Regions from separate parts of the Homo sapiens genome. Here region 2 is linked to region 1. Evidence: chromatin contacts called from ENCODE Hi-C or POLR2A ChIA-PET data. All regions are on one chromosome and are shown on one strand. Each heading gives the region's core, a stretch centred on a gene start or an enhancer-like site at or near the end of the contact. The rest is flanking DNA. Distances are from core to core; before and after follow the strand shown.

Region 1 (4,726 bases), core at 1,347-3,846:
CTTTTGTTAAAAACATGCATCATCTTTTTTTTCCTCTGCTCAGGAATACTATAATCATACATATAATGACTGCACAATTTGAGTTTATAAACATCTATTACTACATTATCTGCCTTACTGACATGTTTGGAGGATGTCAAAAAGAAGAAAAAATAAACACAGTACAACAAAGCTATAGTTCATTAAACATTTCATATTGCTTTAAATCTAATACATTAAGTCTATAGTATGTTTAGACAAGATGTATATATTTAACAACAAAAGTAAAAAATTGCTCTGCTGAAACGACAGTGGATTTTAGTTCTGTGGCTGTAATAATTTGAGGGCCAATCACCTATTATTGGTACTTTAAATTTAGCCTAATTGGCTTCAAAACATTTCTTCAAGGAATAGAAACATTTAGCTCTGTTAAAAGAGAAAGCCTTTTCACCAAGGGAAAAGGGTAACTTATGGTATAGCAAGCTTCCAAACACATGAATTAAAGTAGAGTTAGTTCTGTTAACTACAACTAGATAGATGTTAGAAATGGAATCAGTTCTGGGTCTCCCAGGGGTCACAAAATATCTTCACAATATGTCTCAGGGTTTGCATGCTTTATTTCAGCTCTAGTTATCTGTGACTGTCTGCCCACTCTTTCACCAGACTGGCTTCTATTGCCTACACATGGTCCCACATGGTGACCCGCAGTGTGTTTCATCTTACAGGCCCAATACTCTCATTTGCCAACTGCAGCCCTGATTCTCAACTGAGCTAGCGTGTCTACTCCAGATGGAGTGTGCATATCTCAATCTTTAATTATGGAGAGGAGGGGGATGAGCAGTATGAACATCCATCTTTCATATTTTAATATAACTTTATATTTGGAAAAGTTAAAATATAGCCATTATTTCATTATGCAAATTCTGAAAATGAAAGCTCCACACAATCTTCTTGGGGAATGAGGGAAAATATTAAAACATAGTGACATGTTTGACTGATTCTCTCTGTCTGTGTCGTTTAGTTTAAATTGAAGACACAGTGAGAGTTGGCCTGAGGGATTCTAGCCAGCTGCTGAATTGACTGGCCTTGGGGCAGTTTTTTCACCTCTAGTCTAGTCCATTGTACTGGAGAGAAGGATCATGTGGAAGGAACTTGCCCTATCTCTTCAGCAGGGAGGGTGGTGATGTCGTTCCCAGAGAGAGCACTGTGGGTGGTTAAGTTCCCCTCCCCACCCAAACATGTTAACTAGGTAGCAGAAGTGATCAATTCTATTACATCTTGGGCTCATATTTTAAAAAAGGGATATAATTTAAATGTCAAGAATTGAGAAAAGAGCATGCGGGATATGAGATATTTCAAAAGTAAAAGTGTATTTAAAATGAAGTTCATGCACTATGGTTTGAGGAGGATAGATAAAGACCATCTGTTGAGATAGGGTCCAAAGCAGTTTTGCCACTGAAATCATAGATGCAGTTGCACTCAGATGCCCTGCTTCTGGTGAACATTTCTGGTGGGAAAGAATTCTTGGCTGAAAGCTGCCAAGTTTGCCTAACATACTTAGCATTAGGAAGGATCAGGCAGAGCTCACTAGAAGCGAAGATGCAGGCCAGACAAAGTGGCTCACGCCTGTAATTCCAGCATTTTGGGAGGCCGAGGTGGGTGGATCACCTGAGGTCAGGAATTCGGGACCAGCCTGGCCAATATGGCAAAACACCATCTCTATTAAAAATACAAAAATTAGTCAGGCATGGTGGTGTGTGCCTGTAAACTCAGCTACTAGGGAGGCTGAGGCACGAGAATCGCTTAAACCCGGGAGGCGGAGGTTGCAGTGAGCTGAGATCGCACCGCTGCCCGCTCTCCAGCCTGGGTGACAGAGTGAGACTCCCTCTCAAAAAAAAAAAAAAAAAAAAAAAAGGAAAAGAAAAGAAGAAGAAGAAGATACTGATGCTCTCAGCAGGTTTCCTTCCACACATGGCTTTCCAGCTTTGAATGGAGAGCAGATTTGCACCTATCACTAAAAGACTGGGAATTCAGGTTTTAATGTTTCAAAAAATGTGCTTGGATTGGCCTTTCCTTCTTTTCTTTCTTCCAAGGGAGTAACTTTTCCTTGGAGTCAAGTAATGGAGCCAAAAAGAGGAGAGTGTTCTTGTGTTTGGATCGGGGAAGAACAGGGTATGGAGGAAGCAAGGAGGCTATGGAGGGCAGTAAAAACTAGCTTTTCTTTATAAGTTTACTTCTCAGGGCCATTCCACGTGACCTCTTTCTAACTTATTTTGGACGCAGAGAGAGGAAAGATGAGATCAGGGGCCCCCAGAGTCGACAGAGACAGAGAGGAAGTTATTAATTCAGTAAAGCTGTATGCTTCAGAAAACCCTCCCTATTGCCGAAGAAGAAAATGTTCTGTGGAATTTTCTTTTTTTGAAGGTCGGCATCCTCATATGATATTTACATGATATACTATAATAAGTGACCCAGATAGGATTATGCGCAGCATTTTTATGGCTCTTATTCATTTCTCCTGTTAAACTGTACAGTCTTTATCCCACATGGATTTGCGAGGAGGCTGGGCTTTTCTCAGCCTAGGCCTGCCGAGACAGCTCCTGGTATGCCTCTTTTGACTTCTCTCTCTGTCCCATCTTCCCGGCTGTTGTCAGTTTATTTTGCCTTCAGGCGGAACAGGGCCTCTCCCTTCCTGTTAGTGCTTTGTCACTGCTCAGTCAGCGTGTTACCAACTCTCCCCTCTCTGCACGGTTTCTCCTCTTCCCACCTCTCTTTCAAGAACACATCCAGAGGTGTCCAGGAGCGTCCCATCTGCCCTCTGGACTCATCTGGTTTTTATTTGGTGACCTTGAGGAAGAGGGCTTTAACTTTGCTTTAGGTTGTGGGGAACCAGGCTTTCAGAGGCCTCTCGGAGGGAGGAGAGCCTATTCCCAGGACTCACACAGGCCTGAAGTTATTAGCTTCGTGAAAGCTGTTTCTCTGTTTTGAAAACCTGCGTGAGTCTGTTATTGTTGGGTACCCCAGAGGCTAATCACTCAGAGGGAGTCTGATCCTGCGCTGTCTGAGTGAGAGCACTGCGAGGCCTTTGTCTCCTTGCTGCCTGCCTGCCTCCGAATGCAGCGGCGCACCTGGCATTCCTCAGTCACCCTGTCTGAGGCAGAGCAAACCATTCACACCAGGAGCTCACAGAGGTGGGAGCGGCAGAGGATGTGCAATTTTGAAGTAAATTTATCAGGTTGTCTGAAAACACAATGTTAAGGGTTTACCTCAATTTGTTTTATACCTCTCTATATTCATGAAAGTCTTGCTGTATGTGGTTTTTAGAACATTTTTCATTTTTCTATTGTGAAATGCAACATGCATTTAGAAAAAATACACAAAACATATTGGTTCATGTTAAGAAAATATTATGAAGCAAACAGCTATGTAACTACCACTTTATTATTTAAAATGCTACTTTTTTAATGCAGGGGAAAAGGTCCTTTAAAACATGGTCTCTTTTGACTTATGGAAAATAAGTAGGAATTTATAAGTGAGAATATTAATTTGGATTTTATTTTAATATTTTCTGAGATGGAATTTCTCCGTCACCCATGCTGGAGTGCAGTGGCACGATCTTGGCTCACTGAAGCTTCCGCCTCCCAGGTTCAAATGATTCTCCTGCCTCAGCCTCCCGAGTAGCTGGGATTACAGGCACCTGCTACCACGCCCAGCTAACTTTTATATTTTTAGTAGAGATGGGGTTTCACCATGTTAGACAGGCTGGTCTCAAACTCCTAACCTCAATGACCCACCAGCCTTGGCCTCCCAAAGTGCTGGGATTACACACGTGAGCCACCACACTTGGCTTTGATTTGGATTTTAATATCTTAAGGGTACAATTGTTGTTTTGTGTTCATATACTTGCTGAGCAATTGACTCTTATTTGCCTGTACATCAATCATTTCATGGTTGAGGTGAAATTTTTACTCCAGGTTACCTTCCCTCATGAAACTGCTATATTTAGGGCTATCTCCTACTTCTTCAAGGCTTAACCCATAAAAAACTAAATTAATCTGTATATTAAGGTACACAAAACAGAATTCTCTGTACTGATAAATTAAGACTACTGCAAAATGACCAAGTCAATCTAGATATCATGCATTAATTACTTTTGGAGCATTCTAATTTTAAGATCACTCTCCCCATTCCCATGAATAACTCTACAGGGATGACTAAGTGAAATCTTTTCACCTCAATAAATGTTTAATATATGCCTACCCTGTGTTGGGCATTGTTCTTTATCCTTGAGCCATATGAGAAATAAAAAAAATTCTTGTTCTTAAGGAGCTTACGTTATGGGAGCAAAGAAAAGGGCCACAATAATAAGCATAATGCATAAATAAATTATACAGTGTGACACAAGTTGATGAGTGCTGTTGAAAAAAAGAAAACACATAGCCAAGTCACAGAATTGAGAGTGCAGTGTGGAGGTGATGGGCAGCTTACTGTATTAAATAGGGTTGTCAGGATAAGCCTTCTTGAAAAAATGAGATGTTATCAAAAGATTGAAGAAAGTGGAAGAATTAGCCATACTAGGGAAAGAACATTCCAGAAGTGGAAGAAGGAACAGTTTGAGCAAAGGCTCGAAGACAGAATAGTGCCAAAGGTATTTAAGAGAGAACAAGAAGGCCCGAGAAGAGTAGCTGGAGCAGAGAGAATAAGGAATAGAGGAGTTTTACACAAGGTCAGAGATCTGCGACCAGAT
Region 2 (5,138 bases), core at 2,032-4,531, 55 kb after region 1:
GCCTCAGCCTCCCCAGTAGCTGGGATTACAGGCATGTGCCACCATGCCCGGCTAATTTTGTATTTTTAGTAGAGATGGAGTTTCTCCATGGTGGTCAGGCTGGTCTCGAACTCCCGACCTCAGGTGATCCGCCCGCCTTGGCCTCCCAAAGTGCTGGGATTACAGACGTGAGCCACTGCACCTGGCCAAATTTTTATCATTTTCCCCCTCAAGTTCATGTTCTAAAAAGAGGATCAAGTTATTAGTTTTCAAACATTATACTATTATATTTATCTTATTTTTAATTTAATTTTTCTTCTGACTAGTATGTTCTGACCACTATCTTCATTTATTTTAGAATTATTACATCATACAATTTTGCTGTAAAAACAAAGACAATGTTTAAAACATAATCCACTCTCCATATCAAATGCACTAGCTATACCGCTGCGTTTGGTTCACCTTATCCGTTTTTCTACTTACATTTCCTGGCCATGGCTAGTTATTAAACCCATTTTCTTTAGAGGTGATTAGAATCAGAATCACAGGCCTTGATGGTGGCCAACAATATAGAGCAGTGTAATACTGTTTCCTCCAAGAAAAAGATTAAGAGTGCTGTGGTACTAGAGCAATTAACTAAACAATCACCCTACTTACTATATTTATTAAGTTCTAAACCCTGGGCTAGAGAGGAAATCCAAAGAAAGGTAAACTCATGCTTTTTATTCTCTAGAACCTTCTAATCTAGTGAGGATCAACTATGGACAATGAGGAAATTGGGCACCATGGAGGACCATTTGATGCCTTGTCCAAGGACCTGGGTGCAGGTTGGGGTTCTATCAAATTCTAACTTTATAACCTAGGGGAAATCGCTGACCTTCTCCAAGTTTACTTTCTCTGACCTACAAAGTGGGGATAATATTATTACCACATAGAGATAGTATACCTGGCACATGATAGGCATCTAGTGACTCTTAGATACAAACAAGACATGGCAAATTAAACATGGAGGAGATAACTAAAAGTTTGATGCAACAGCAAATAATAGGTTAGCAGGTGAGGATTAATTTCCTAATGGATAATACACATGATATTAGAGTTCAGGGAACATTTGGAACATCCGAATACTGGATTCAGAGTACACAGCTGGCAGGTGGACAGGAATGGGGCCTGGAGTCACTAGGAGAAGCCCCCAGACAACAAACTGCCTTGTGTGAATGTCTTAACTACATTCCAGTCCCTAGCTTAACTAATATATTTTCAATATTGAATCTAAAAAGTCAAGCACAAAAGATTATATGCTGTATGATTCCTTCATTTAAAATACACAAAAGGCAAATCTCATCTGTGGTGTTACAAGTCAGGAGAGAGTTTATCTTGTAGGAGAGATAAGAGAACTGGAAGGGGCAGGATTGATGTTCCGGGAACTAGTGGTGTTCTGTTTCTCGATGTGGATGCTGGTTACAGGGACGTTTCTTAAGTTTGTGGAGATATATTTTCATATGTTCATAGAGATAGGACAAAAATACCGATCATACACAGCCTTCTCACAACTGTGATAGAGGGAGAAGGCTCTCTCTCTCTATCCTCTTTTTTCTGAGACAGAGTCTCGCTCTGTCACCAGGCTGGAGTGCGGTGGTGAGATCTCAGCTCACTGCAACCTTCGCCTCCCGGGTTCACACCATTCTCCTGCCTCAGACTCCCGAGTAGCTGGGAATACAGGCGCCCGTCACCATGCCCGGCTAATTTTTTGTATTTTTAGTAGAGACAGGGTTTCACTGTGTTAGCCAGGGTGGTCTCAATCTTCTGATCTCGTGATCCGCCCTCCTCGGCCTCCCAAAGTGCTGGGATTACAGGCGTGAGCCACCGCGCCCTGCCCCATGTGTGTACTTTTTAATATAATACTCTACAATAAAATTTCAAAATACATAAATTTTCATTTTGAAAATTTTGAAAAAATAAAGAAGGAATAAAGGGGGAAAATTAAGAAAAAATCACCTGTAATCCTAGGGCTTATAACAACTGCTGTTAACATTTTCACGTAGATGCTTCACACATAATTAAGATCACCCTGTATTAACTATACTGTTTTACAACCTATTTTTTTCATTAAGCAAGCATGTTACAAGCCCTTTCCCATGTCAGTGAATATTTTTCTAAAACATGATTTATGTATATACCATAATTTTCTTAGCCATTTTCTTATATTTTAATAATTATATTTCTATTTTTAATATTTAAATATCACTGTGTGATATTTAAAACCACACAGTGAACTCTTTTGTATGTAAATATATTACTTGTTTTAGTATTTGGCCAAGATAACTTTCTATCAGTCATAATGTTTAAGGATTTTTGTGCACGTTTTTTCAATTTCCTTTTAAGATTTGAGTTCATTTCCCTCAAATCCTTAACAATATTGAGAATGTTTTTCAGATATGCATTTTGTAGGTGAGCATTCTTTCACTTCTACATTTTTGTTTTTTTAATCCTGAGATTGAGCGTTGTTTTATATTATTAGCCATCTCTGCTTCTTTTTTTGGAATGCCTTCTCCTAGTCTTGGCCAGTTTTTTGTTTTTTCCTATTAGAGCATTCCACTTCTCTCAGATTTCTCAGTTTTGCAGTATCCCGTTGTCCAAACTCAATATTTCATTCAGACTAAAAGTTAGACTTTACTTGCTTTATGAACTAAGTTCATTTCTGTCCACTCACGCTTTTGGCATCTGATCCTGTTTGTGTTTCTGGTTTGAGTTTTTAAACTTTCTTCTGGGTTTTAAAAGTTCATTATAACCAAACTTACTACGGACAAAACAGTAATACTTTGTGGTAGAAGATATGAAGATTCACTATAAACTATTCCCAAGTGTAAGGCCATAGGAAAAAAAAAACCTAATTCTCACTACCATTCCCAACAGTCACCATACATATCCATGCTAAATTATAATTACAATTTTTGACCCCAAAGTTGTGGCATCCTAGTTTTAGTAGATTGAGCTCTTTCTGGTTTGTGCCGAGCATCTGGCTTGTAGATGAACTTTGTCATTTCTGTATTTTCTAAAAGCCTGTAAAAACAAACATGCTATTTCCCTCATTGCAGTAATGTCCATTAGAAAACACAAAGCAAACTGTATTTTCAACCAAGCACATGGATTGCCTGCAGTTTCCTCTCATTGGGGTTTGTTCTTCCTCCATCACAGTTGTGAGAAGGCTGTGTGTGATCAGTATTTTTGTCCTATCTCTATGAAAGATGACTTTCACATTCTCCAGTTTGGGCTGGTCACTGATGAAGTCACTGCTGGAAATGGCTCAGCCGTGCTGGGCAGCAGAGGGGGCAGATGTCTTTCTGTTTTATTCTTCATTTTTAATGTGCCCCGTGGCAAGCCTTAGTTCCTTCTCTCTGTTGGTCTTGAACCTTTACCTTTATTCTTCGCTTACTCCCATTGTTTTTTTTTCCTGCTGTCACTTACGGTGGGCTCGGGGAACAATGTTGCAGGAACATAGAGCTTTTGAGGGAAATGTAAATCGCCGGCGACACTGAGTCCCGTCTGTTTTCTCATCGGAAAGCAGCATTTCAGAGAGCTGAACTGGCGACACTGCTTGGCGAAGACACGCCGAGTTCAGGAATATTCCCTGTTCCCAGGCCCTGGTTGTGTCGAAGTGGGACTTTCTGAAGAGGGGGCACTCTGGGAGAGACGGGAGCAAAGGGGCACTTTCAGAAGCAGATGCTCCTGGCTTCGGAAGGAAAGCTGCTCTAATCGGAGTTCAGCCGTCTAGCAGACAATCCACAGCTTTGGAGAGAGACAAACAAAAAAGAGTCTCTTAGTCTAGTGCATAAATGTAAGAGGCTTGTCTTAAGTGTGTGTGCAGGACTCTAGCAGGGCTAAAAATGTTATGCAGAGTTTAAAGTGAGGCATTGTTTAGGTTTTAATGAAGGCAACCAATTTTTAACAACAGAAGTTCTGTTGCTGAATCCCCCTCCCCTTCGCCCTCAACATTCAGTTCCTCTGCCCCTGCACCTGCTTTCATTTTTGGCTTCTTGGCACTGATGTTCACAGAGACATCAGCTGGCAGTGGCAAACCGCTAAAAGCTCCCCTGCAATGCAGCTCTGCAAATGCCAGCCATTTATCCACTGGTGCATGCCAGCTTAACGTAAGGTCTCCCTTTCTCCCTCCAGCCCCAGCCCCCTCGGCCCCCCAGTTTTACTTCCAAATGACAGTAAATGATCCAAAGTGAGCAGTGGTTTGGCCCTTTGAGTATCCATTAAGTGTGGCCACATCTATTTGCTGCATCTATTTGCTGTGATTATAATATTTTGATCCAAAGAGTGTTGCAGAAAATTTAGATGACAATACTATTTCTTCTGTTCAATAAAGAGCTATTGGCCCACAGGCTCATTTCTCTCTCCCCAGCAGATGGTGGGATAGTTTCTTGAGGTCTCTTTGACTTGAAATAGCCTTTTTGTTTTTGTTGCTTATTGAGAGCCAGTTGCCCCAAATTTATTGAATAAAGACATCCACTTTTCAGTTTAAGCTAAGCTCCAATAGATAAATACTGACTTGGAATTGGGGACTGATGGACAAGCTGGAAAGGCAAAGGGGCTGTTGGAAGTTAAGTATTCAGCACAAGGCTTTGCAGTTTCAAAAACGATGCTTTTAAGTTCTCCATTCACCACAACAATTCTGGCTGTATACTGAGAGAGTGTGAGAAATCTGTGAGAAATTCGACATATATTTATTTTTCTTGGAAATTAGAGAATATCTTCACAGTGTACACTCTGAAGGGCTTTTGTTTTGTTTTGTTGTGTTTTTAATGATCTAAACCATCTGGGGAGTTGATAAAGGATGTGATTTTTACAAGCTGAGTTAGCAAAGCCTATTGCTAAATCCCAAACCTTTATCCAGCCTACAGATAAAACCAGGGTGGGAGAGCTTCCCTTCCAGCTCTGAAACACTATGATCCCACGTATGCCAAATGTTTTAGTATCTGGGTGGTAAGAAAAATAGAGAACTGACTAAGGGAGCCTGGCCCAAGGATCCAGAAATGGACATTACTTTTTCTTCTTCTTTTTTTTTTTAAGATTGGTGGAGATCACAAATTTCCAGAAAATGTGTCTGAAAAATAAGCCAGCATCATATTTTATCTGGGGCCTTTATGGTC

Evidence for each region. A loop is a pair of places that touch in the nucleus more often than their neighbours do. ChIA-PET counts read pairs that join two places held with the same protein, here RNA polymerase II (POLR2A). Pooled maps may share reads with other maps.
Region 2: a map of body of pancreas shows a loop between it and region 1 (4-fold over the local background). The contact joins two enhancer-like sites. A Hi-C loop is called at or near these places in 7 of 168 maps with a recorded cell type or tissue (HepG2, Panc1, Right ventricle myocardium inferior and 3 more) and 3 of 50 pooled maps. POLR2A ChIA-PET finds 5 or more read pairs at or near these places in 3 of 52 experiments (OCI-LY7, RWPE1 and activated T-cell).

Annotation. Positions count from the first base shown.
Region 1 is chr9:13,511,220-13,515,945 of GRCh38, forward strand. No RefSeq gene overlaps it. Among named protein-coding and RNA genes, the nearest start is that of LINC01235, 82 kb to the left of the region's middle. Within about 2 kb of position 2,597, at least 6 of the 41 ENCODE cell types and tissues checked have a DNase peak (open chromatin) inside an H3K27ac peak, as active enhancers do; they include heart right ventricle, where a contact is called at or near this core.
Region 2 is chr9:13,565,375-13,570,512 of GRCh38, forward strand. No RefSeq gene overlaps it. Among named protein-coding and RNA genes, the nearest start is that of LINC01235, 140 kb to the left of the region's middle. Within about 2 kb of position 3,282, at least 9 of the 41 ENCODE cell types and tissues checked have a DNase peak (open chromatin) inside an H3K27ac peak, as active enhancers do; they include heart right ventricle, where a contact is called at or near this core.